Regions from separate parts of the Homo sapiens genome. Here all the other regions are linked to region 1. A link is a loop called in an ENCODE intact Hi-C map of the cell type or tissue named here. Cell type or tissue: PC-9. All regions are shown on one strand. Links, peaks and the distances in the headings refer to the core of each region. The heading gives the core; the rest is flanking DNA.

The links. Hi-C counts contacts between places; a loop is a spot of excess contacts. Peaks named below come from ENCODE experiments on the same cell type or tissue, not always from the same donor. Only the 100,000 strongest peaks of a DNase experiment are listed, where the experiment ranks them.
Region 2: a loop joins it to region 1, with 2.8 times the contacts of the local background. A loop is called at or near these places in 3 of 110 quality-filtered maps.
Region 3: it touches region 1 in a loop (6-fold over the local background); 16 of 110 quality-filtered maps call a loop at or near these places.
Region 4: a loop joins it to region 1, with 15 times the contacts of the local background. A loop is called at or near these places in 106 of 110 quality-filtered maps.
Region 5: it touches region 1 in a loop (11-fold over the local background); 66 of 110 quality-filtered maps call a loop at or near these places.

The regions. Positions count from the first base shown.
Region 1 is chr11:76,149,720-76,156,047 of GRCh38, forward strand. No RefSeq gene overlaps it. Among named protein-coding and RNA genes, the nearest start is that of WNT11, 54 kb to the right of the region's middle. RefSeq lists enhancers at 2,238-3,118, 2,770-2,859, 3,760-3,819. In PC-9, for the core only: a CTCF peak has its summit at 2,638 (motif pointing left); DNase peaks (open chromatin) are centred at 1,962, 3,272 and 3,962; H3K4me3 peaks cover 368 bases; H3K27ac peaks cover 2,509 bases.
Region 2 is chr11:76,028,095-76,032,094 of GRCh38, forward strand. The region is part of intron 12 of UVRAG (UV radiation resistance associated); the gene reads left to right. Among named protein-coding and RNA genes, the nearest start is that of WNT11, 180 kb to the right of the region's middle. In PC-9, for the core only: no CTCF peak of the experiment used is centred there; a DNase peak (open chromatin) is centred at 2,457; H3K27ac peaks cover 2,684 bases.
Region 3 is chr11:76,316,277-76,322,604 of GRCh38, forward strand. LOC105369395 (a long non-coding RNA gene) reads left to right here. Exons shown (of 5, transcript XR_950333.3): 5 at 4,204-4,383. Among named protein-coding and RNA genes, the nearest start is that of THAP12, 62 kb to the right of the region's middle. RefSeq lists an enhancer at 2,793-2,852. In PC-9, for the core only: CTCF peaks have their summits at 2,678 (motif pointing left) and 2,886; a DNase peak (open chromatin) is centred at 2,695.
Region 4 is chr11:75,895,192-75,899,191 of GRCh38, forward strand. The region is part of intron 5 of UVRAG (UV radiation resistance associated); the gene reads left to right. Among named protein-coding and RNA genes, the nearest start is that of UVRAG, 82 kb to the left of the region's middle. In PC-9, for the core only: CTCF peaks have their summits at 1,839 (motif pointing right) and 2,042; a DNase peak (open chromatin) is centred at 1,850.
Region 5 is chr11:75,800,461-75,806,788 of GRCh38, forward strand. DGAT2 (diacylglycerol O-acyltransferase 2) reads left to right here. Exons shown (of 8, transcript NM_032564.5): 8 at 1-1,074. The coding sequence ends at 48. Among named protein-coding and RNA genes, the nearest start is that of UVRAG-DT, 11 kb to the right of the region's middle. In PC-9, for the core only: a CTCF peak has its summit at 2,930 (motif pointing right); a DNase peak (open chromatin) is centred at 2,982.

The DNA of each region.
Region 1 (6,328 bases), core at 879-4,878:
GGGGCAGGGGATATGGCTGGGTGGGGGGAAGGAGGGGGATCTGTGCACAGGGTTAGCAGAAGAGCGGCCAGAACAGAGGCCCAAGGAGCTTCCCCCAAGGCTGAGCGTGGAAGACTGTGGGACTAGACACAGGACAGAAACCATGGAGATGGGGAAGGGTCAACAGGGCCAAAGACCCAGGAGCCATGGGAGGTGAGGGCAGGCACAGCCTGAAGCCCTTGGTGACCTCCATGGGAGCTGTTTCAGGGTTGGGGAGCAGCAAGGAAGCAAGGGGCAGTGGGCGTGCACAGTGGGGAAGTAGAGACAGTGAGTGTAGACAACTCTTGCGAGTTTAGCTATAAAGTGCTGGAGAAAAATATGGGTGGGAGTTGGAGGGGACTGTGAGACCGAAGGAAGATTTCCTGTAAATGCGAGTGGGATGGAGCCAGTAGCAGGGAGAAGGCAAAGGTTCAGGAAGAAGACGGGACAATGAAAGGAGCAAGGCCCCAGAGAAAATTTGGGGTGACAGGGGAGAAGGGGGAGCCCCAGGGCATGGTGAGGACAGCAAGGAAGGGTGGCCGGGCAGGAGTGGGCTGAGCTGTCCATCTGCATGGGTGGGAGGCTGCAGGCGAATTTCCCGCCTGGCCCCTGAAGAGGGACAGCCTGGGATGGGGGCCTGACTGGAGTGACTATTCCAGGGTACAGGCCAGGGCAGAAGGGGCACCATGAAGGTGGCTTGGAGCTTCTTGGGCCTTTTGAAGGAGATTCCTGAGGTTTATGGGAAGGGGTGGTTTGCTGCCCCTGAGTTCAGCATGCCTGGATTATAATCACCTCCTCCCCAGGCGCTCTTCAGCTACTCTTGTGCCCTCTAGCCCACTCTCCACATGGCAAGCACCTGACCTGTCCTAAACACAGCTCTCACCCTATGAGAACTGTTACATAAAAGAAAGCAACATTTACTTACCTTTGCTATATGCATTGTACACACTAGTTAACTGGATAGTTGGTGAAGGGAAGTTTCTCTTATATAAATATTCCAAGTAAAAAGATTCAGAAGGGATCATAGAATTAGGCTGTCAGCTCTTCGCAACTCCTAAATAATGAGCACGTCTAAGACAATGCTCATCAATGGCACAGAAAGGCAGGCAACCAGACACCTGATGCCTCCTGATGGAAAAGCACACACCTTTGAAATAGCCTTGGCATAAGTTTGACCCTGAATATAATGAAGCATCTATCCGTGCTGTCCAAAGACAGCAGACACCAGCCACATGGAGTTCTGAAGTCATTGAACAGTGGCTAATCCACATTGAGATGTGCTATGAACACAATCCACACTGAACTGCAGAGACTTTGTACAAAAAAGAATGTAAATTCTTTTGTATTAATTTTTATATTGATGACGTTAGAATGATAATATTTTGAATATATTGAGTTAAGTAAGATACAATTAATTTCATCCATTTCTTTTTGCTTTTTAAAATGTTACTACCTGAAAATCTAAAATTACATATGTGACTTGCACTTGTGGCTCACATGATTTACTATTGGGTGGTACTGCTCTGGATCTAACTACCAGTTTATGGGAAATTCAAAGGGCAGATGAGCCTTTAACACCAGGAAAATGCAATCAGAAAAATCCAGACGGTTGGAAACCCCGCAGGACGAGCCACCTGGTTTCTCCAATAAATATATTGAAAGAAAAAATACATAGAAGAAGGGAAAACCTATTAACAAGAGACTCAAGAGACATATAAATCAATCCCATTATGAACCGTGCTTGGTTCCTGTAAACTAAACAAACTGAAAAAAAGAAATTAAGGGACAATCAAAATGGAAGCACTGACTAAATATGATATGAAGGACTTGTTATTTGTTTAGGTGTGATAATAGCATTGTGGTTTTGGTTTTTTAAGTCTTTGTTGCTTAGATGCATAGAGAAATATTTACAGATGAGATGCATCTGTCTGGGATTGGGGATAGGGTGTGAATGGGGTGTGGAGGAAACAAGATTGGCTATGGATGATGGATGACAGGTGACTGGAGTCCGCTGTGCCTTGTGGCACACACCCTGCCCTCCAGCCAGGTGGATGCACTTGCCATTCCCAGAACGCCCTGCTCCTGCAGCCCTGGGGCCTTTGCCGCCATGATGTCTCTGCCTAGAATCTTCCCCCCTAACCCACAGCAAACCTCTGTCCACCTGTATGCCAGAGCTCAGCTACCCTCTTCTCCTCTTTGAAGTCCTCTCTGACGTCTTCCCCACTCTCCACCCACCCACTCTCCCTCCTTTGTGTTCCCCCACTACCTGTGTGTGCTTCCAGCACAGCCCTTCCTACATGTCCCTACGTGTATGTTTCCCTATCTGTCACCTTCAGTAGCCCATGAGCTCCCACGGGGCAGGCGCGGGATTTTAAGGCACAGCTTGTGCTCAGGAAAACTGGATAGATTCGTCTTGGTGTGTTGAGTGTCCATTTTACAGAGGAAGCAGTTGGGACCCGGAGAAGTTAGTCTTGGCTAAGTTCACAGAGCTAAAAAGTGACAGAGCTAGGACTTGAAATCAGGACCTTTGAGTCACGTCTCTGCCTGACCTCAGCCCTGCGGGCCCCGTTCCCGCCATTCCTTCCTGCCTCTCACGTTGACTGGGCTCCCCCTGTCGGTCGGCACTGGCTGAACAGCCATGGAGTGGCGCTTTGGGGAAACCACGGGCGACCAGGAAAGATCTCAGGCAAGCCTCGGGTAAGTGAGCTGTAAACTGAGACCTGAACCCAGACACAGCCCATGCCAGGCCGAGCGAAGAGCCTGTGCAGGGGCTTGGAGTAGAGAAGAGCACGGCTCCTGTGAAGGATTCAGAGGCTGGAGCTGGGCGATGGGCCACCGCGCGGAGGAGGCGCGGGCGGTGGTCCGAGTTCCTCAAGGGATCTACAGACGGCGCCCCTCCTACCCAGGGTGTTTCCTGATGATTGTATTTTGTATTTCAGCGTTGATGATTTTTTTTTTCACTACTTCACCCCCTCCCAAACGCCCAAAACTGCCTGGTGATTTTTTTTTTTTTTTTCAAAGTGCATCCTGACCCCTCTGGCTGCCTCCATAGACTCAGCTTTAGTCCCGGCCCATCCTGCTGGCACAAGGAAGCCACCGCATGTGATGGGGTGTAATTTACAGCCACAACCCTAATGTGCAGAAATATCACTTTATTTCCCCGTAACTGTCCTCACCCGAACCTGTTTTGGCCGCTGGCAGCAAAACGCTTATCTGACCACTTCAAGGCAACTCATTCATCTCTAGTTAAAGATTATCCCCTAGGGGGTAAATGCTCAAATTCCCCAAATTTCCTGACCTCACCCCTTCTGGCCCCAGGGACCAGGCTTCAGGCAAGTGTCTCCTGACCTGCCCGTGGTGTGGCTCATCTGGGTGTCAGGGGCCGGCCCCACTGCAGAGGCCCTTCCTTGGTTCTCACCCTGGGACCCTGTGCCCCAGGGCAAGGCCCACTCGGCTCCCTTGGGGCTCAGCCACCTAGCCCACTTTCCCTCACTGCTGAGATCAGGCCACCTGCATGGACTTCTCTACTCTGCTGGTTGGCTGTCCTGCACCCTGAGGAACACGGAGGACTTCTATGAAGGCTTGCCTGGCTCTTCCTGGCAGGCCTTGGGCAGTCAGGTCCCTGTTTCCCATTTAGAACCCAGAAGGGGACAGGGACCGGAGAGGAAGTGCTTCTCTCCAGCTCCACGAATCTTTTGACTTTGGGCTTCCTGCCTTCCAAATAGCCCCCACTGCAGCTGTTCACACCTTCACTTCCTCTTTCAAAGGTGAGAAGACTCCTACATCATCACCAGCGTGTATTTTTCTCTCCTCTATGGCTTTTGTTTGTTTGCTTGTTTTGATGGTTGTACATTCAAAGTCCTCCAGGCTCTGTCTGGTCAGAAGTCACACATCCTCTCCTTGCTCAACAAAGCCTGGCCTTGTGGGGAAAGCTTGGCTTTCCAGACAGGCAGCATTTCAACTCCCTTTATCGTTCTGGGCTGTATCCACTCTGCCCTGGAGGCAGTAAATGGGGGAATTGGTGAAGGAGTCAAAGGAATGACTAACACCCCAGCCTCGGCTGCTGCTCTCACTGCCACAGAGCAGGGACAGAGCAGGCGACTGGACGCACGAAGCATTCCTGCTGAGTGAAGTCCCAGGGATGTTGGGGCCTGCAGCCCAGACAAAGGAGCCCTAGAGATTCGGAGGGAGAGAAATAAGTTGTCATTGACCTGTAGTGTGGGCATGTTAAAGGCTGAGGAACTGGCAGTGTGGCATGTGGCAGGATTGCCAGGGTCACAGGATAGACAGTGATTTAGTTTCAGCAAAATATCATCCACCACGTTAATATTGCTAATATGAATTTAATTGGCTTAGTAGTTTTGTGTGGTTTTAATTTGTAAACTTGTTTTGGTTTAATGGTTGTGGGAGAGCTATAGACCTTAGTTTATATTTAGTTTTTAGTTTGTAAAATGTTCTCGAGAGTGAAAATGGAAGAATGGAACAGTCTATAATAATTCTTCCTTGCAATTCATCATCCGTCCTCCACACCACCCGGAAAAAACAGGACCCAGGAGGACATGGAAACAGTCTTTATTTCAGGGTTGTGCCATAGCTGCCCACCCTATGAGAGGAGGTGGGAAGCCCTGGGAGGGCTGGCTTCACCCGTCCCCAACCTGGGTCTTCCTTCTAGATCCTTGGGTGCCCTTTGTGGCTAGGCCCTCTCCTCTAGACTCTCTGGCCCCTGAACTATTTCCCCTGATGCCTTTAACCCCTGGGTTTCCCTCCCTCTTTGAGTTCAACCTTTTCTTTTCTTTTCTTCAGCCCCTGGAGGGTCCAGGCTGTGGAAGGGGCTGTGGCTCCTGTTGGCAGCGCATCCACCAGACAGACTCTGACCATTTGCAGCGCCAAGTGGGGTCCCTCCTGGCCTCACTGTGCCCAAAGTGTTTCTGTCTCTCACTCCACCACGGCTGCATTCCCAAATGCCCCCTCTGACTTCTGGGTTCAGTGTGTGCCAGGCTTCAGGAAAGAGGGGGAGAAGGAAAAGATCCCACCTTGGCACAGACTTCTTTAGGCGATATTACAAAGAAAAATCAGGTTTCAACCTTAGGGGGTCTCTACAGGAATTTTTAACCTTGAAATAATCCCTACATTATTTATTGTATGGTGTTGTAGGCCTCACTAGGGAATTTTTACTTGATCTTCAGTGCAATGGGAAACTTTGGAAGGGCTGTCAGCATGGAGAGTGACATGCTCTAGCATAGGTTTTCTTTTCTTTTTTTTTTTTTGAGACGGAGTGTTGCTTCGTCGCCCAGGCTGGAGTGCAGTGGCACCATCTCAGCTCACTGCAACCTCCGCCTCCCAGGTTCAAGTGATTCTCCTGCCTCAGCCTCCCCAGTAGCTGGGATTACAGGGCACGTGCCACCACACCCAGCTAATTTTTGTATTTTTAGTAGAGACGGGGTTTCACCATGTTGGCCAGACTGGTCTCAAACTCCTGACTTCAAGTGATCCACTTGCCTCAACCTCCAAAAGTGTTGGAATTGCAGGTGTGAGCCACCGCCTGTGGCCAGCCTAGGTTTTCAAAAGAGTGCAGTGGGAGAAACTTCCTGTAATGGCAGTGGTATGACGTGGCTGCATGAATTGTCCTGCAGATAGCAATTATGGAATCTAGACAAAGTATTAAAAAAAAAAAAAAGTATGTAAAGCCCCTGGAAAGTGTCTTAGAAAGACAAAAGCCGGAAAAAAAGTTTACTCTTGAAAAATGGCAAAGAGAAGAGGTAAGAATCATGGCAGCACTCTCACACCCCCGAGGCTGGAGCAGGTGGTAGAGAGTAGAGTTCAGAACTGTAAGGGCAGCTGGAGCATCAAAGGGGACATCCTGGCAGTGAGATAACTGCAGGAGGCCTCAGGCCCGAAACCCGAGCACAGATTCTGTCCAAATATTCCAATGCTAGAGGGCCTGGTGAAAAAAAACAGGCAGGAACTGGAGATAAGTTACCCTCGAAAGACAGAGCAGCTCTGGACTGGGTAAAATATGTGAGTGTCCTGCTTTTTGAACAGTGAGTGAATTTCCCAACCTGTATACAGCGCAGCCAGCAGAAAGTGAAAAGTCTTACTGCCTTGAGGTATCAGAGAACAGAGTCCAAGCCTGGTAGAGCAGCTGAAAATTTAGGGGAAAATCCACAGAAGCAAGGGAACCATCGAAAAGTGAGCACCAAAATCTGAATGTAAACTTCCCAATCCTTGGATGACTGCCCAGTGATAGCTGCAGGGGACCCCTGGGAGCCACACTGAGAAAAGCCATGAGTGGGAGCTGTGGGAGCGGAGC
Region 2 (4,000 bases), core at 1-4,000, 120 kb before region 1:
TATTAACTTTCACAATATTTCAAGCTTTTCATTATTATTATATCTATTGTGGTGACCTATAATCAATGATCTTTCATGTTATTGTTGTAATTATTTTGGGACAATACAAACCACACCAATATAAGATGGCAGACTTAATCAATGTTGTGTGTGTTCTGACTGCTCCACTGACCAGCTCTTCCCCCATCTCTCTCCCTCTCCTCAAACCTCCATAGTCCCTGAGACACAACATTATTGAAACTAGACCAATTAATATAGCCCTATAATGGCCTCTAAGTGTTCAAGTGAAAGGAAGAGTTCCAATATCTCATTTTAAATTAAAAGCTAGGAATGATTGAGCTTAATGAGGAAAGAATGTGAAAAGCTGAGATGGGCTGAAAGCTAGGCCTCTTGTGTGAAAGAGCCAAGTTGTAAATTCAAAGGAAAAGTCCTTGAAAGAAATTAAAAGTGCTACTCCAGTGAACATACAAATGATAAGAAAGTGAAAAGACTTATTGCTGATATGGATAGAGTTTTAGTGGTCTGGATAAAAAAGTCAAACCAGCCGCAACATTCCCATAAGCCAAAGCCTAATCCAGAGCAACGACCTAACTTTCTTCAGTTACTTGAAATCTGAGAGAAATGAGGAAGCTGCAGGAGAAAAGTTGGAAGCTACAGAGGTTGGTTAATGAGGTTTAAGGAAAGAAGCCATCCCTAGAACACAGAAGTACAAGGTGAAGCAGGAAGTGCTGATAGAGAAGCTGCAGCAAGTTATCCAGAAGATCTAGCTAAGAGTATTGATGCAGGTGGCTACACTAAACAACAGATTTTCAAGGTAGACAAAAATAGCCTTCTGTTGGAAGAAAATGCCATCTAGGACTTCGATAGCTGGAAAGGAGAAGTCAATGCCTGACTGCAAAGATTCAAAGGAAAAGCTGACTCTTTTATTAGGGGCTAATACAGCTGCTAACTTTAAGCTAATGCTCAGTGACCATTCTGAAAATCCTGGGGCCCTTAAGAATGATGCTAACTATACTCTGTGTTCTATAAATGTAACATCAAATCCTATATGACAGCACATCTGTTTACAACATGGTTTATTGAATATTTTAAGGCCCCTGTTGAGACCTACGGCTCAGAAAAAAATATTCCTTTCAAAATATTACTGTTCATTGAAAACACACCTGGTTACCCACAAGTGCTGAATGGAAGTTGTCTTCATGCCTGCTAACATAGTATCCATTCCGCAACCCATGGATGACTTTTAAGTCTTCTTATTTAAGAAACACATTTCATCACATTTCATAAGACTGTAGCTGCCATACATAGTGATTCCTCTGATGGATCTGGGCAAAATCAATGGAAAACTTTCTGGACAGTATTCACCATTCTAAATGCGATTCAGAATATTCATGATTCATGGGAGGAGATAAAAATATCAGCATTAACAGAAGTTTGGAAGAAGTTGATTCCAACCCTCATGGATGATTTTGAAGGGTTCAAGACTTCAGTGGAAGAAATAACTATTTCATGATAAAAGTTTAACAATGAGGAGTTGCATCTTATGGATGAGCAAAGAAAGTGGTTCCTTGAGATGGAACCTAATTCTAGTGAAGATGATGTAAAAAAAGGATTTAGAATGTTACATAAACTTAGTTGACAAGGAAGTGGCAGGGTTTGAGAGGAAGGATTGACTCCAATTGTAAAAGAAGTTCTACTGTGGGTAAATGCTATCAAACAGCATTGCATGCTACATGAAAGGCAAAGTCAATTGATGCCAAAAACTTCATTGTCTTATTTTAAGAAATTGTCACAGCCACTCCAACCTTCAGCAACCACCACCCTGATTAGTCAATAGCTATTGCCAAGTAGGCAAGACCCTCCACCAGCAAAAACATTATGACTCTCTGAAGGCTCAGATGATCATTAGCATTTTTTAGCAATAATATGTTTTTAAACTAAGATACGTACGTTGTTTTAAACTATATATTTTGTATTTTCTTTAATTTTTTCCATGAACACATGTTCAAAGATATTTTTAAAACATAATGCTATTTTCATATATACTGGGAAACAAAAAAAAAACTGTATGAGTCACTCTTTATTGAGATACTCACTTTATTTATTTTTATTTTTATTTGTAGAGAAAGGGTGCCGCTATGTTGACCAGGCTGATCTCAAACTCCTGGCATCAAGCGATACTTCTCTCTCACCCTCCCAAAATGCTGGGATTACAGCTGTGAGCCACAACACCCGGCCAAGATACTAACTTTTCTGCAGTGGTTTGGGACCAAACCCACAATATATCCAGTGTATGTCTGTACTTCAAATAGGCCGAGAGTTAACTGTCTACAGTCTGCTAAGTAGTCACGTAAGCATGTGTGCCTTGGAAGATACGGGTTAGTGAATGCTGAAGCCCTTATTCTTACAAGGAATGCAGAGCATTTTCAAACTAAATAGTTCTCACCCTGGCCCACTATTTACTTTTTTAGTCATATCCCCAGGTTCCTTCCCAGTTCGTAACCTATGCTTCAGTCAGACTGAACAATTGGTTGTTTTCCAAACACATCACAGTATTTCCTACCTTGATACTCATTGTCCATGCTATTCTATTTGTCTGGAATGCCCTCCCTAGCCATCTCTAGCATCAAAACTGTGCTTGTACATGAAGCCCTCCCTTATTATCAAAACTTTCATCGTAAGCTCTTTCTTGATTTCCCATAGTTTGGTAAACTGTAATTCTTTTGGATTCCTGTGAACTATTCTCTCTATATAGTATCACAGAAATGAAGTTCTTTATATGTACTTTAATTTAATAACAGCCCAACTCAATGATGCAGGTAGTGTATTTGAGTTATTTATCCTTGTCTGAAATATTTTCAGGGTAGAAACTGCATCTTACTTGGTGTCAGACTTCCCTGACTTGCAGAGAGGCTTGTATTTTGTAGACACTCAATAAATATTTCTTGAATTAGGAGAGTAAAAGGAACATTCAGTTTTTGCAAATTCTATTAGGTAATCTGACACTCTACTCTGTGACCCATTGTTTTAACTCTGGATGCTCTGGCCAGGACAATCATTATTTCATAGAGTCCCTTGGGACTGTGGCAAGCTATTAACTTCTGTGCTGTTGTAATCCAAGGCACAGGCATCAGCACTGATGGGGTTATGTTCAGGGGTGTGAGCAAAGAACATGTTTTAAAATAAGGAATCCCCATGGAAATTCAGGCAGTAAAGATCAACAAAATAAAAATGCAGAAGGTGGCTGCTGGGTGAGACAGGAAATGAACACCTTGTGAAGATTAGGCATTCCGCTGAGAGAGGAGAAATGTGGAAAATGAGTCAAGAGAAATTGTGCAGCTATTTCATCACTGACACTTGGAGGTATATTGTTGTGTGTGTTGTTTTTAATGAAGTGTGCTTTTATAGTGCTGATGTTATTATCTGGATGAGGAAGTCTTCTCTAGTATTACTGTCATCTCAGCTTTCTGTAACCAACTAAATTAAAATACAGTAATGTAATGGGACAGTGGGATAAGAAAGAAAACCAGATGACTCTGACATGTGACCCCAACCTGAACTTACTGCTTTTCTAGTTTTCGGTATACTCAAATAAAAATAGAGTCCAGTGTAATGCTTGCAGGGGCTGGGGGGACTGGACAGAGGAATAATATATTTAGTTAATAGTGGGGTATGTCCCACATTCAATACTGTTACATTATTAATATATGTGAAATCAGTGTTTCTCAACAGGACTCCCAACACATCAGTGAGCGTGCCAGTAGTTCATGGACTATTTGCAGTCCATTATTATTTATCATAGGACAGCATAGATGCTTTGTGTTCTGATATGAAGTAATCATTGAATTTAATAAAGCTTTATTTTATTGGTGTTGCATGAAAGTAGCTCTGTTCTTTTCTTTAATTCTTGTATGTTTGAATTTTTTGGTAAGCAAAGAATGGGAGAATGAGGGTAATTATATCAAGCCAGAGAGTTTGCAGTAGGTAATTTGGGGGAATA
Region 3 (6,328 bases), core at 1,048-5,047, 170 kb after region 1:
AGGCGGGTGGATCACGAGGTTAGGAGTTGAAGACCAGCCTGGCCAACATGGCGAAACCCCATCTCTACTAAAAATACAAAAATTAGCCAGGCGTGGTGGCAGGTGCCTGTAATCACAGTTGCTTGGGAGGCTGAGGCGGAGAACTGCTTGAACCTGGGAGGCGGAGATTGCAGTGAGCCGAGATCGCACCACTGCACTCCAGTCTGGGCGACAGAGCGAGACTCTGTTTCAAAAAAAAAAAAAAAAGAAGAAGAAGCTGCAGCTGCCCAGCCAAAGAGGCTGCACCAAATGACCACCAAAGGGCTCCCTAAAGGATCTGAACACTTGCCTTGGAAGAACAGGAGGGAGTGTGCTTTGTGCCGTAACCAAGTCAGACTTTTCAGGAGTTCTTGGTTCTGGGCCTGTGTTCGTTGTGGGATGTGGGCAGGCCCAACCCTTTCTGAGCCTGAGACACCAAGGGCCCTTCTACCTTTGACTTCTATGTAGCATCAAAACTGGGCACCCAAATACAGAGGCCCCTTGGGGGACTTCAGGCTAAAATTTCCCTTATTGATGCCTAGAGAGGAACAGGGATAAGATCAAGGTCATGCAGCAAGTTGAGGACACTCCCATCATTGGTACAGTGACCTAGAATCCTGAGTCCACTCTGCTGGCCTCTGCGTTTGCCCTTCCATGCTCCTGGGTTTTTCTGCAACAAATATTTGCAGTTTGTTACCATGGTTTTTTGTTTTGTTTTGTTTTTTTCTGAGGCAGAGTTACTCTGTCACCCAAGGTGGAGTGTAGTGGTGCAATCTTGGCTCACTGCAGCCTCGACCCGCCAGGCTCAAGCAATCCTCCCACCTCAGTAGCTGGGACTACAGGTGCATGCCACTGCTCCCAGGTAAATTTTGCATTTTTAGTAGAGATGGGGTTTTGCCATGTTGGCCAGGCTGGTCTCCAACTCCTGGGCTTAAGCGATCCGCCCACCTCAGCCTCCCAAAGTGCTGGGATTACAGGCATGAGCCACTGCACCCAGCTCGTTACCACATTCTGCCCACCTATCTTCATGGGCAGCCCATCACTGCTTACTTCTTGCTTCCAGGCACCCAGCCTACTGACCACAGGGCCCCTTGAAAGGCCTTGGTATTAACATTTTGGCCGGGCCTGATCCCAGACCATGTGCTGCTTGCCCCACTGGGCCTTGCCTCTCCCTGGATCACTGGGTCGGCCTCTTGGCTGGCCTCCAGCTGCTGGTCTCTACCTCACAGCAGCCACAGAAGTGCTTCTGGTACTCAAGTCTGCCCAGGTCCCTGCCTGACTTGGAACAACTGGAGACTTCCCATGCTCTAAAACAGGGAGGGAACCTGACTTCTTGAGGGCGCAGGCACCTGAGTGGCCTCCTGATAGCTCCACATTAGCTTTGCTCAGACCCTGGGAGATTTGGCCGCTGCTGCCCTGTAGCTCCTGGGAGCAGTCTCACCATGCTGAGCCCATCCCTTTAGCTGCCTGTGGCCTTGCTATGCCAGGCAGCCTGATGAGCCTGGTTTCTATCACTCTCTTGCTGTGTGACTTTAGGCAAGTCACCTCTCCTCTCTGTGCTTCACTCTCTTCTGCAAAACAGAGTTAGTAATTCCAGTGTGACCCCACCAAGCTGTTGTTAGGATTTCGAGGCTGTGCATGGAAGTACCAGCACGGTGCCTGGCCCATTGCGGTGTACCGTGATCTGGTAAGGATGCTCTCAGAGTGCACCTGTCATTCAGTCATTCATCCAAAAGGACAGCACAAAGCTCCCATGGGGGCCAAGCCCCGTGCCACGGGGAGCAATGTGAATCAGGTGCCAGAGTCCCCACCCTGAAGGCGCTCTGGGTGATTCAGCAGAGAAGATGGGTGCAGGGACCCTCAGTCACACAGTGTGGTCACAGCTGTGGCAGCCCAGAAGGGGCACCTAAGCCCCCATACCTTGGAGGACCCCACTGAGTCATGGAAGGTGAGAAAGAGTGCGACATTAGGATCGGCATGGATAAGTCATGACGGCCAGGGTGAGCAGGGGCCTGGGAGCCCAGAGCAGATCTGCATCTGCTAAGCAGCATTTAGGGATGATGGGGGGCAGGGAAGGGTTTAACGGAGTGGGGGTGGTGATCGCTGGATCTGTGTGTGAGGGAAAATCCCTGGGCTGGGTGGGGGATGGATGGGGTGGGGAAAGGTATGGGCAGGCATGGAAGAGACAACACAGCCATCTGTGAGGAGGCTGGGACAGTGGTCCAGGCCAGGTAGATGGTGGGAACCGAGAGGAGAGGGGGCAATGGGGAGGGCAAGAGGAGGCAAACGGGAGGGATTTAGGAGAGGGAAGGGATGGGATGAACTCCCACATCAGGCACTGGAACCACCCCTGAGCTACTAACCCATTCAGTGACTCAGGCAAGCCCCTCCCCCTTGGGGGCCTCAGTTTACCTACATGTGAAATAGGACATGGGCCAGAAAATCCCTGGAGGCCCTCTCTACTCACACATCCTGTGGCTCTGTAAAGCAAGTGGCCTTCCCTGCTTCTGGAGGAGGAGGAGCAAAGCCCATCCCCACCCTACCCCTCCAAGCCTCATCCCTGGAGATGGGGCCCAAGCCCCAGGGCCAAGTGGGACAAGGGGTCTGACCCACTTAGGTGAGGGCAGGTAGCAGCGCCCTGGAGGCTGCATACACAGAGCTGCAGCGCCACCTACTGTCCATGTGGGAAGAGGCCACCAGTCCCAGGAGCCCGGCTCTGACCTAAATAAATCCCAGTGGACTGAAGCACAGCTAAGAGTTCCTACCTGGGCCCACTGGCCCAGTTCCCTCCCCGCCACCCCCAGGTCTCTCCAGATGGCTCGATGAATGCAAGATGCTTCCTTCTGTAATGGATTCTGACCACATCATTCTCTTGCTCAGAAACCTTTCATGGTTCCTCACTGCCCTTGGAGTCCATGCTTGCTCCTTAGTTGGCATTCAAGGCTCTTCCCATCCGGGCCTCTGCTGACCTCTGATGCCCCATTTCCTATACAGCAAAATACTCACCAGCTCCTTAAACGTTCCATACTTTCCCCAGTCTTGTGGCTTTGTATTAGGTTGGTGCAAAATTGCAATTTTTGCCTTTAGTCAACAGCAAAAACCACAATTACTTTTGCACCGACCAATATATATTCTTTTTTTTTGTGTTGAAACAGAGTCTTGCTCTGTCGCCCAGGCTGGAGTGCAATGATGTGATCTCAGCTCACTGCAACCTCCACCTCCCAGGTTCAAGCAATTCTCCTGCCTCAGCCTCCCGAGTAGCTGGGATTACGGGCACACCTCACCACGCCCAGCTAATTTTTGTATTTTTAGTAGAGACGAGGTTTCACCATGTTGGTCAGGCTGGTCTCGAACTCCTAACCTCGTGATCCACCCACCTCGGCCTCCCAAAGTGCTGGGGTAACAGGCGTGAGCCACTGCGCCTGGCCCCCGATATATATTCTTGCCTCTGCTTGAAATAACTTTCTCTGCCTTCTTGGCTTAAAAACCAGTGCAGGCCAGGCGTGGTGGCTCACACCTGTAATTCCAGCACTTTGGGAGGCCGAGGAGGGTGGATCACTTGAGGCCAGGAGTTCGAGACCAGCCTGGTCAACATGGTGAAACCCTGTCTCTACTAAAACAACAAAAATTAGCCAGGGGTGGTGGCACATGCCTGTAGTCCCAGCTGCTCTGAGGTTGAGCAAAAGAATTGCGTAAACTGGGAGGTGGAGATTGCAGTGAGCCGATATGGTGCCACTGCACTCCACCCTGGGCAACAGAGCAAGACTCCATCTCAAACAAAACAAAAAGTGCCAGTGCAAAGTCACCTCCTCCATGAGTTGCCTTCCTCAATATACCTTTCTCCCCAAGTTCACTACTGGGCACACAGCCTGCTCTCGATAAAAGTTCAATCCCATCTTCCTCTGGGTCCCCATAGTTCCTGTGCTGTCCTTTATCCCTGCATAGGCCAGGAATGTTTCTGTACCCATCTCTTGCCCTCCCCAGGCTCTGAGCTCAAGGGAAGAGACTGTGTGTGACCCATTGCTTCTCAGCATAAGGTCTGGTGTTCAATACATTTGCATTTATTAAGCATCTACTATGTGCCATTAGACTAGATGTTTTCCCGTGCTTTACCTCATTATAGACTTAAGTCACCTGTGTTGAACATGGGAGTCTTGACCACTTTGTTCCTGCTCTTCCTGTCAGCCAAAATGCCTTCCCATGAGCTTGCCACATAACCATGGGTGGCTCACTGGACTTTCATCTGGGCAAAGAGAAGGGTGTGCTGACACTACTCATGGCTCCTTCATCTGGGACCTACCCAAATCCCGTGGCTTTGCTCACAATCATCTGATCCTGTTGTGCCCAAGATGCCTGCTCCCATGCCTGGATACCTGCTGCAGCTGCTCCAAGCCAGGACCCTGCCAATCTGTCATTTTAGATCTTCAGCTCTGGGTTGGTCTTCCAGGTGCCTCTGCCTCCCAAGGAAACCCAAGGAACTCCGCCAGAAAGGGAATGCCTAAAAGAGCAGCAGTGGGGACTGTAGGGGTCCTCCTGCCTGCCCCTTTGTTATCCAGAGTGGGGCCCTGACTTGCCTGAAGTCACACAGGGACTCCGGTATTCCAATCCTCGGCCTTAAGATCGCTGCTATCCGGTTACTTCTATCTAAAAGCCCTAGAGAAGTTTCGGGAGACACTCAAAGGGCCCTTGTCTGGTTTCCAGGCTGACCAACTCTAATGGAGAAAAAGCTCACTCACTAAGCATACATCAAATGCCAGGCGTATAGAATCCTTCAGTGGAGGGATCATTCTCCCCATTTTACAGAGGAATAAAGTGAGGCTCAGAGTGAATGAAAGACTTTCCCAGGTCACATGTCTGCAGTAGAACTGGGGTTCTCGGGTGGCCTTGATCACCATGCTCGGCTCCCTTGAAGGCTGACGCACACAAATTAATTCCAAAGACAAGGCAGCAAATAACCAGATACAGGCTTTGGCGTTCTGAGACCCTGAGGGAGCAGGGAAGACTTCCTGGAGGTGGTGAGTGGGGCACTGAGAGAGGCCTTGGAAGAGGGTCCAAGCTGGACTAACGAGGAAGGAGGAGGGTTGGCAGGAGGGAGACATTCCCACTCCCGTCACCTGGGTGCAGGCACTGTGACTTCTGCCTACAGCCTCCTCACCCATCCCCTGCCACTCCCCCAGTCCCCCCCCGCCCCCCCCCGACACCAGCCAGAGTGGCCTTCCCGGAAAGCAAATGACTGGCCAGTCAGGGTCCTGCTTACAATCCCTCAGAGTCGCCCATCCTCCAGCATGGTTTGCCAAGGACCTGCTCGGGACTGGCTCTCCCCACTCTCTCCAGCCCCATCTTGAGCCACTACACCTTGAATTCAGCGTTTCAACAACACACAGTATTTGGAATTTCTCCAACTGCCCCCCTGTTGGTCTTTGCATATTCTGTTCCCTCTGTCCATCATATCCGTTCATCTTTCAGAGCTTAGCTGAAATCCCTCCAGGACGCCTTCCCTGAGCCCCGGATTGAGTGGGGTGCCCTCCCCCAGCTCCCACCCTGGGTCTGTGTCTGCCTGCCCTGCCCATGCCCGCCCCACAAGGCCCACGCTTGCGCCCTCGGGCTGCGCAGGGCGAGGGTTTGGGGGCGCGGTACTGACGGGTGTCCAGGCCTCTCCTCGAAGGGTTCCGCGCGCAGAAAGGTGGGCCGGGGCCAGAAGACGCGCTGGAAAGGCGTTTTCTGCCCCCTCCGGGCCTCGGGAATATTTGTGGGCTGCCGGCGGGGCAGGCGGGGTGGGGGAGGCTGCCCGGCGGGCGGGAAGCCCCGCGCACTCGGGTCCCCTGCGGTCCCCGGCGGGGGTCGGCGCGTGCGGAAAGCGGCCCGAGCCCCCAACCTCGGCCCGTCCGCAACCGAAGAGGAGGCGACCGCAGCCTGGAAAAGAAGAGCCCCCAGCTGTTTCCTTCCACCCGGGCGGGCGGGACGGAGAAGGGAGGGAGCCTGGGAGAGACGCAGGTGTGGCGCTCGCCTGTGCTGGCGGGGTGGCAGCCGGGGCGTGGCACCCTCGGAGTCTCGACTCTGCCCACTTCTCAGGCAGAAAACTGAGGTGGTCCCATGGCCAGAGCTAAGAAAGGCAGTGCTGATTCCTGGGCCCCCGCTGCTCACAGCGTCCTTCAGCATCCCAGTAGGCCGAGGGCATCTCACTCTTAGGTGACCACAAGAATCACGGGGACAGTTGTTAAAATGCAGATTTCAAGGCCCCATCTCCCAGAGACGCAGTAGGTCTGAGATGGGACCCAGAAATCAGCTCTTTAAAACAAGGAAATAGTCC
Region 4 (4,000 bases), core at 1-4,000, 260 kb before region 1:
CATTCTTCTTTTTTACATTAGCTGTGACCAGAAACAGTTTTATTATTATTGCTGATGATTTTGTTGATGTTAATACTCCCTCTGTCTACATTATCTTAATATGTCTTCAGGCACTATGGATCTAAAAGCTGAAATTACTTATCTGTTCATAACTTTTCCCTCTTTGTTTATCTGCTTCTCCCAAAGGCTTTACATCTTTCTGTTGAGTTTTTAGGAACCAAAATCTCTTAACTATAGAATACAATGGCTAAGTAGTTCATTTTCACTTCCAGGAGTGTGTTGGACACTACCTAATACACTGAAAAATTTTTCATTAAAATAAATACTGGATTTTAATCCTTTGTTCAGTAACCTCTTCTGGCATTGTTAGGGAGTGATATATTCTGGTTAAGCGTATGTAGCAAAATGGTCTTTATTTGGCATACAAATGTGGCACTCTGTTTTTTTTTTTTTAAAGGAAAAAAAAATAGAGATGAGGTCTCACTGTGTTGCCCAGGATGGTCTTGAACTTCTGGGCTCAAATGATCCTCCTACCTTGGCCTCCCGAAGTGTTGGGATTACAGGCGTGAGCCACCACACCTGGCCAGATACTGCAATCTTAAGTATTTAATAGCAATTCAGACAAAAGAGAAGTTGAATAAGTGATGATGCAAATTTTTGTCTTAGTTGTAAAAGTGATTCATGATTTTTTTTCCTGGCAAAAAATGTCAAGCGCCTACTACAAGCCTATTATTAAACTAGGTACTGTGGGATACAAAAGTATAAGACATGGATTCAAAATTTATTTTCTTTGTTGAGGAGATAAGACAGTATATATTCCAGAAGACATGCAGTTTACAAATGAGTTTAGTTTGAAAAATTGTTTTTGGTGTCATTTGTTTGCATCTTGCAGATAATGCAGGTAAGTTATAGCAGAACCTTAAATAATTTGAAGAGCACTTCAGGAAGAGGTTTTAATGTTTGGTGACTATTGGGAAGCAAAGAGGAGCTTTGTTATACCTTGAAGTTGGTGTGGAGGTTGGTGAATAAGGCTGGGTGACCTTTAGAGATTTCTACAGGGGTTTTCTAGGTGGGTTTAACCGCTATGATGGTGATTAGGGGAGGATGATAAATAAAAAGCTGTTGAGTCAGTAAGCTGGAAATCTTTCAGATCCCTATTCAGGATTTTGCCTTTAATGTATACAGGTAAGATTATCTTTGCCTTTATTTCATTTTGGTGACCACTCGTCTTTTGTGGGACTGCTGACAGCTGCTTTTTATGAATGCACAGTCCTAGTCGTTAGGAATATGGATATTGGAGTCAGATTGATATAAGTTTAATTATAGGCACTCCTGACAACTATTACTCCAGTAAATGGAAACTTCTACTCACTAGGCTCTAAATCCTATGATAAGAGGAATTACATCTCTAATGCTTACCATTGTATTAACACTATATCTCTAGCACAGTGCCTGGTATGTAGTAGGCTCTCAGTAAAACTTTGTTAGTGAATGAAGGTGAATGCTTGCTGTGTTTAGGGCTATCACAGCAATCATTGAGAATAAAAATCTTGAGTAGATGATATTTGTTCCACCCTGGGTTACCTCCAGCCTCAACTTTTGGTATTTATTTTTATGTAACTCATATTGGCATAATTACTCCAACTTTTGTGCTATTGATAAGGTGCAAAAGCATTAGACCAGTTGTTATAAGGCTGGAGTGAAATTACTTATAGACAAATCTCTAAAGATTAAAGAGCTGTGAAGGTAAGTATATAGATACATAGAGATACAAGTAAGAATTTCATTTTTCTGACTAGAAGCTACAGCGGTAATATCTTTAGAGTCCAGTAGATGGCAATACTTTCTCACTTTAATGGAAAAAATTAGAGCAGGCATAGAATCCAAGTCAAAAGGAGCAAATCTTTGTGGATGAAAGAAACCCAAGATATTGAAATAGCAATTTGGTGATGAATTTCACAAAAATAACCATATAACTTGATCGTCTCGAGTACATAGGCTGAGATTGAAGATTTAGGTATAAAAAGTTTCAGGATCTGTTTTGAAAGCCTGAACAAATGAAAACTCCTTATTTTATATTTTTCAATTTGTTCTGGTACTGTGTTGCTTAGCAAATCACTTAACTTCTCTCAGTTTTAGGTTCCTCATCTCAAAAGTAAGAAAATCCTAATTAGCTGGATAACACCGCAGGGAATATTAGTTATCTAGCCCAACACTCTTATTTTGTAGATGGAAAAACTGACGTTCAGGGGGCTCATGATTTATTGAACTTGACATGGCAAGTTAGCTCTATGCTACAGATGATAACTTAGACATAGCTATAATTTATTTTATTTATTATTATTATTTTTGAGATGGCATCTCATTCTGTCACCCAGGCTGGAGTGCAGTGGCATGATCTCGGCTCACTGCAACCTCTGCCTCCCAGGTTCAATCGGTTACCTGCTTCAGCCTCCCGAGTAGCTGGGATTATAGGCATCCGCCACCACACCCAGCTAATTTTTGTATTTTTAGTAGAGATGGGGTTTCACCATGTTGTCCAGGCTGGTCTCGAACTCCTGACCTCAAGTGATCTGCCCACCTCGGCTTCCCAAAGTGCTGGGATTACAGGCATGAGCTACCAGCTGCTATAATTTATTTATCTCTATATATCTATATACTTACCTTCATAGCTCTTTAATTTTTTTTTTTTTTTTTTGGACAAGTCTCGTTCTGTCACCCAGGCTGGAGTGCAGTGGCGCGATCTCGGCTCACTGCAAGCTCCGCCTCCTGGGTTCAAGCAATTCTCTCTCTCAGCCTCCCGAGTGGCTGGGATTACAGGGGCCTGCCACCACGCCCGGCTAATTTTTTTGTGTTTTTAGTAGAGATGGGGTTTCAGCATCTTGTCCAGGCTGGTCTTGAACTCCTGACCTCGTGATCCACCCGCCTCGGCCTCCCAAAGTGCTGGGATTACAGGCGTGAGCCACTGCGCCTGGCCCATAGCTCTTTAATCTTTAGAGTTTTGTCTGTAATTCATTTATTCCAGCCTTATAACAACCTTAGAGGAAGGTAGGGCCAATTTATCATTATTTGCTTAAAAGAAATTGAGTCACAGAGGGGCAAAGTGACTTCCTTTCATTCCGTGACTTAATCATTTCTGTACAATGAATTGCCCCTTTCTCTTTGCTCCTGAAGCCCTTTTGACATACCTCTGTTAGTAGCTCTTGAGTTTATTGTAGTTTTTTGAATTGTCTATCTCTCTCTCTTTCTAGAAGGTACAAACTGTATTTTAACTTTGTAATACCAGGCTCAGTAGCAGGCATCTAATAGGTATATAGTAAGTACTTATGGAATAAAAATGAATGGCCAAGATGTTAGGATGAGTTGTGGCAGAACCTGGATCAGAACACATCTCTCCCTCTTTATAGACGTGCACTTTCTTCGTTATACTACGTCACCTGTGAAGAGGTGATGTGATAGAAGATTTTCATCATTTAATTTTTGTTTGAGGTTTCTTCCATCATTTAATTTCACTGTGATTATATACTGTTAGCGACATCTCCTTTAACTTATAGCGTCTTAGGGGGGCAAGTAGTAGTATTTTCATTTTCAGGATGAAGATGCTGAAACCCAGAGAAGTTAAGAGATTTCCATGTAGTTAACTTTGTAGAACTGAGAAATTAAATAGGTGGTTATTTCCTCTTGCTAGTCATACTAATGGATACTAACTTGTTTCCAAAGCACGTCCCAAACAGTACGCAAGCAGAACATCATTCAGAAGTAGGGATTAACTGTCCCAAGTAAAGCCAATATTTTAATAACAAAGAGCTGGATATGGTGTATTTCTGCCCAGGTCTTTTAGTACATTATCAAGGAAAAGTTGGAAAAAAAATCATTTAAAAAGTCCATTCCTATGCATATTCTGTTTGGTTTTCCTTTCCCCTGCCTTACAAAATAGAACAAAGAAAGACTGGGAAAATCCTCAGGGACTGTTTATAATAGCTGCTTGCTTTATTATAAA
Region 5 (6,328 bases), core at 1,297-5,296, 350 kb before region 1:
AAGACCAAGTTCGGCCTCCCGGAGACTGAGGTCCTGGAGGTGAACTGAGCCAGCCTTCGGGGCCAATTCCCTGGAGGAACCAGCTGCAAATCACTTTTTTGCTCTGTAAATTTGGAAGTGTCATGGGTGTCTGTGGGTTATTTAAAAGAAATTATAACAATTTTGCTAAACCATTACAATGTTAGGTCTTTTTTAAGAAGGAAAAAGTCAGTATTTCAAGTTCTTTCACTTCCAGCTTGCCCTGTTCTAGGTGGTGGCTAAATCTGGGCCTAATCTGGGTGGCTCAGCTAACCTCTCTTCTTCCCTTCCTGAAGTGACAAAGGAAACTCAGTCTTCTTGGGGAAGAAGGATTGCCATTAGTGACTTGGACCAGTTAGATGATTCACTTTTTGCCCCTAGGGATGAGAGGCGAAAGCCACTTCTCATACAAGCCCCTTTATTGCCACTACCCCACGCTCGTCTAGTCCTGAAACTGCAGGACCAGTTTCTCTGCCAAGGGGAGGAGTTGGAGAGCACAGTTGCCCCGTTGTGTGAGGGCAGTAGTAGGCATCTGGAATGCTCCAGTTTGATCTCCCTTCTGCCACCCCTACCTCACCCCTAGTCACTCATATCGGAGCCTGGACTGGCCTCCAGGATGAGGATGGGGGTGGCAATGACACCCTGCAGGGGAAAGGACTGCCCCCCATGCACCATTGCAGGGAGGATGCCGCCACCATGAGCTAGGTGGAGTAACTGGTTTTTCTTGGGTGGCTGATGACATGGATGCAGCACAGACTCAGCCTTGGCCTGGAGCACATGCTTACTGGTGGCCTCAGTTTACCTTCCCCAGATCCTAGATTCTGGATGTGAGGAAGAGATCCCTCTTCAGAAGGGGCCTGGCCTTCTGAGCAGCAGATTAGTTCCAAAGCAGGTGGCCCCCGAACCCAAGCCTCACTTTTCTGTGCCTTCCTGAGGGGGTTGGGCCGGGGAGGAAACCCAACCCTCTCCTGTGTGTTCTGTTATCTCTTGATGAGATCATTGCACCATGTCAGACTTTTGTATATGCCTTGAAAATAAATGAAAGTGAGAATCCTCTATGAGTTATTGCTGGGGCTGCATCTGCATCTGCTGCTGACACCTGGGGAAGACTGGGTCCCCAGCTGGCTGCCCTCTGAGCCCTCTAGCCCCTTGCACCTTTGGCCCACATGACCCTGCCATGGTGTGTAAGTTACCTGTCACTGTGTAACAAACTACTTCAGAGCTCAGTGGCTTCCAACAGCATCTGTTGTCTCCCAGTTCCAAGTCACGATTTGAGGCTTGGCTTGGTCCTCCACTCAGGGTTTCTCACAGGGCTGCAGTTGTCTTGGAGCCGGGCTGAGGAAGGATCCACTCCCAAGGCCGTTCCTGCAGTTGTTCGCAGGATTGACTTCCTCACTGGCTGTTGACAGAGGCCACTTTCAGTTCCTTGCCACATGGGCCTTTCCATGGGGTAGCTCACGGCACACCAGCTTACTTAGCAAGAAGAGCCAGTGAGTGGAGTGAAGTGTGCGAGCAAGACGGAAGTCCCAGGCCCTTATAACCTAACCTGGGAAGTGATATCCTGTCACTTTTGCCATATTCTGTTCATTAAATGAACATTGCTCGGTCCAGCTCCCACTGGACGGGAGGGGATTACACCAGGGAATGGATGCCAGGGGGCAGGGGTCATTGGGAGCCACTTGACATGATGCCTACCATGTGGTAAAGGGCTCCTGTCCAGCTGGGGGGCCCTTGGGTGGCTGAGCTGGAAGGCTCCTTATGGGTCACTCAAGCTGTGTTCCCTGCCCCTGGCCTCAGCTCTACCAAAAAGGCAGAGGCCTGGCCTGCTGTCACCCTAGCGATTACAAGATGCCACCTCTTTTCTAATTCCTTTCTGTTCAGTGAGTACTAAGCACCTGGGAACCCTTCCTAGCCGAGACCAAAGGACCTTGTTCTAACTTCCTTACTGCCAGAACTGTCCTGCCTGTCCTTGCTGTTCATCCCCCTCAGGGCCAACTCCTCTGTGCCAGAAACTGTGAGAGAGCTACTTGGGAGCAGAGACAAACATTGGGAACAGCTGAAGATACGCAGGGTGGCCAGAGCTGTGCCAGAAGCCCCAGCCTGCCCGGGGGTGCGTCACTGAGGAAAGAACGCCTGAGCTGGGCCTTGAAGGGCGGCTGAGAGTCGCCAGGAAAGGAAGGCAGTGAAGGGCAGAGCAGTAGGGGAAGGATAGGGAGGCCTGATTGGAAAAACATTGCCGGTTTGAAAGATGGAGGAGGCAGAGACAGCAGTGGGGCTTAGCTTGGAAGGGTGGGGAGCTGGTGTCTCCAGAGTTTCTATGTGGGCAGAAAGGCAGAGCAGTGGGAGGAGTGCTGGGAGGGGACAACAGAGGCTGGCTTCTAGCGCCAGGCAGGCCTCAGGCTAGAGTGCTCAGGTCAGAGGATAGCCATTTCCTTTCGGATGGGGTAAAGGCCTTTTTTCTGGTGAGGGTCTCAGCATCACCCCAGCCCCAGCCTGAGGCTGACCCAAGGCTGGACTGCAACCTCAGTCTCTGGCTTCAAGTCAAGCCCTGGCCCTAACGAAGCTACTCCACCAAGGTAGGCTGTTATTCTCAAGCACTGCTTTTTGTGAAGAGTGAGCACCTTCTGTGTACTGGGGAACTCCGCCATCTGCCTAAGAAGAACAGGGACAATAACTGGGTCCCAAATCTCAGACAGATGCCCTCAGTGGCCTGATCAGAGCTGAGACCACCCTGGTCTTAAGCTGTGCATAGGGCAGGGGGGACTCTGATAGGTTCTGTGAACATTGCCTTGGGATGGGAGTTGTTACCTTGGGAGAAGGAACTGGAACCGCCTTTCCCCCGAAGACCACCTGCCCCTGGGTGTAGTGGTGAGGGCAGCACTTTGAGACTGAAGATGGTCAGTTCCATGATTCTGTCTGTGGTTCCCAGATACAGCCACAAGGGGGCACTGAAGATGGCTCTCAGGCATAGGCCACACTGCGACTTAGGCTTGCTTTCCACATTTTCACATCTCTCCAGCTCCTTACCCAGGCTAAAAGCTAGGGTGTTTCACAGATAAAGATATTTATTAGGTCAAATTGGCTTATCACGTTGTTCAAATATCCTCTTTCTTTGTTGGTCTTCTGCCTAATTGTTCTATCCATTATTCAGAGCAGGGTATTGAATTCTCCAACTGTTGTTATTGATTGATGTCTCCCTCCAGTTCTGTCAGTTCTTGCTTCATGTGTTTTGGGACTCTGCCGTTACCTGCATGCGTGTTTATAACATGTTTATGTTATGTCTTCCTGATGAATCCACGCTTTATCATTATAAAATGCTGCTCTTTGTAGTAACAGTTTCTGTCTCTAAGTTTACTGTGTATAACCTACATTGGTACAGCGACCCCAACACTCTTTTGTTCCTATTTGCATGACATGTCTTTTCTATCCTTTCCCTTTCAACTTATTTGTGTCTTTGAATATAAAGTGCGTTGTAGACATAATAGTGTTGGATATTTTTTATATCCACATTTCTACTCTTTGCCATATGATTGTTTAGTCTCTTTACATTTAATATAATTATAAGGTGGGATTTACATCTGTCATTTTGCTATTTGTTTTCTGTGTGTCTTATTTTTTTATTCCTCACTCTTTCCATTACTGCCTTCTTGTGTGTTAGACAACTGTTTTCTAATATACTATTTTAATTATCTTCTTGTTTCTGTATATTTTTGAGTTATTTTCTTAGTGGTTGGTTGACACTTTAGTCCAGATTAATACAAATTAAGATTAACATCTTAATTTCTCCATCATTTGGACAGGGTAGCTTGAGAGAAAAGAGGGGCAGGCCATATAAGAATGGTGTAGTGGGTTGAATAGTGGCCCACACAATATGTCCACATCCTAATTCCTTGAACCTGTGAATGTAGTCTTATTTGGAAAAAAGGGCCTTTGCAGATAAAATTAAGTTAAAGATTTCAAGATGAGGTAATACTGAATATCTAGGTGGGACCCAAATTCAATGATAGGTGTTCTTAGAAGAACAGGCCAGGCGCAGTGGCTCATCGCTACAATCCCAACGCTTTGGGAGGCCGAGGCAGGAGAATTGCTCAATCCCAGGAGTTCGAGACCAGCCTGGGCAATGTAGTGAGACCAGCCTGGCCAACATGACAAAGCCCCGTCTCTACTAAAAATACAAAAATTAGCCAGGTGTGGTGGTGCACACCTGTAGTCCCAGCTACTTGGGAGGCTGAGGCACAAGAATTGTTTGAATCCAGCTGGGCGCAGTGGCTTACGCCTGTAATCCCAGCACTTTGGGAGGCTGAGGTGGGCAGATCACCTAAGGTCGAGAGTTCCAGACCAGCCTGACCAACATGGAGAAACCCCGTCTCTACTAAAAAATACAAAATTAGCTGGGGTGGTGGTGCATGCCTGTAATCCCAGCTACTCGGGAGGCTGAGGCAGGAGAATCGCTTGAACCCGCTTGAACCTTGGAGGTTGCAGTGAGCCAAGATCACGCCATTGCACGCCAGCCTGGGCAACGAGAGCGAAAGTCCGTCTAAAAAAGAAAAAAAAAAAGAATGTTTGAACCCGGGAGGTGGAGGTTGCAGTGAGTGGAGATTATGCCACTGCACTCCAGCCCGGGCAACAGAGCAATACTCTGTCTCAAAAAAAAAAAAAAAAAAAAAAAATAGAGGCAGAGATTGGGAGTTGTGTAGGCATAAGGCAAGGAACACCTGGAGCCACCAGAATCTGGAAGGGGCATTGAAGGATTCTCTCCTCGAGCCTTCTAAGAGAGCACAGCCTTTGATTTTGGACTTCTGGACTCCAGAACTGTGAGAGAATAAATTTCTGTTTTAAGCCACCCAGTTTGTGTCTTAAACTAATACAGTGACTTTAATATATTTATACCACCTGATAGAGAAGTTGGACCAGAGGATGACAACCTCTAGTCTTCTCACAAATCAAATATTTCACTTTTGTTTCCATGGGGTGGACTGCAAGTTTGGAAGACACTCTTCCCTAGTACTTCTGAGAGGGTGGAATATTTTCCCATTTAAAGAGTTATAATGGGATTATGAGGAGGAGAAAAGTGGAGACTTCCCCGACCCCCTGCTTCCACCACCATTTTTACAGCAAACGCATGCTTCATATATTTATTTCAAACTTCTTTTTCATATTCCTGTTTCCCTTCCTTGCAAACTCTTTTTCAAAATATTTTTTACCACTTTCCGTTTAGGGAGTTTTGTTTCATATATTTTCATCTAATTTTTTAAATCATACATACACATTTTATTTCTTATGTTTTTTATGTATCATTAAATCACACTAACATACATCTTAAAAAGTTTCTTCTCTGAAGTATCAAATGATTTTTGAGATTTATATTTACTTTTGATGAAAACTAATATGTCAAAGTATTTTTCTTCTATTAAACATGAACAGTATATCTTTTCATTCAATGTATATGATATAAAAATATATTCCAAGAAAGTATGACTTCGCTATATAAATGTATTGAAAATATATGCAGTAACACTATTTCATTAGAGGCAGTAAAATGTAGGATTAACAACACTGGAGTTAGACTGCTTTAGAATCCCAGCTCGAAACTCAGAACATGTGACTGCCTTCACTTTCTAATCTCATAGCACTGTTGTGTCGATACACAAAAACTGCTTGTAACAATGCCTGGCACAATCCAAGCACTCAATAAATTATTGTTTTTTAAAATCTAAGCTTTAGGGAGTTGAGCCTGATCTCTCTCTCCTGCTACAGAACTCCACTGTGGTAGCCCCTCTTGAATAAAGTCTGCCCTACTGTTTTTTTTGGTTTTTTTTTTTTTGAGACAGAGTTTCGCTCTCGTTGCCCATGCTGGAGTGCAATGGTGTGATCTTGGCTCAGCACAACTTCCACCTCCCGGGTTCAAGTGATTCTCCTGCTTCAGCCTCCCGAGTAGCTAGGATTACAGGCACACGCCACTACACCTGGCTAATTTTGTATTTTTAGCAGAGACAGGGTTTCTCCATGTTGGTCAGGCTGGTCTCGAACTCCCAACCTCAGGCAATCTGCCTGCCTCGGCCTCCCAAAGTGCTGGGATTACAGGCGTGAGCCACCGCACCTGGCCCCTACTGTTCTTAAATAAACAAATGAATCTAAGCTTTATGAGCAAAATATTAGGATAAAAGTAAAATAAATAATTTTCATTTTGTTTCCGTGAAATAGATTACAATGAACATTACACGATTTTTAAATATTTTTTTAGAAACAATCTCATAAAAATTTTCAAGTACAATATAAATAATTTTTTTCCTAAATTATTTGAGAGTAT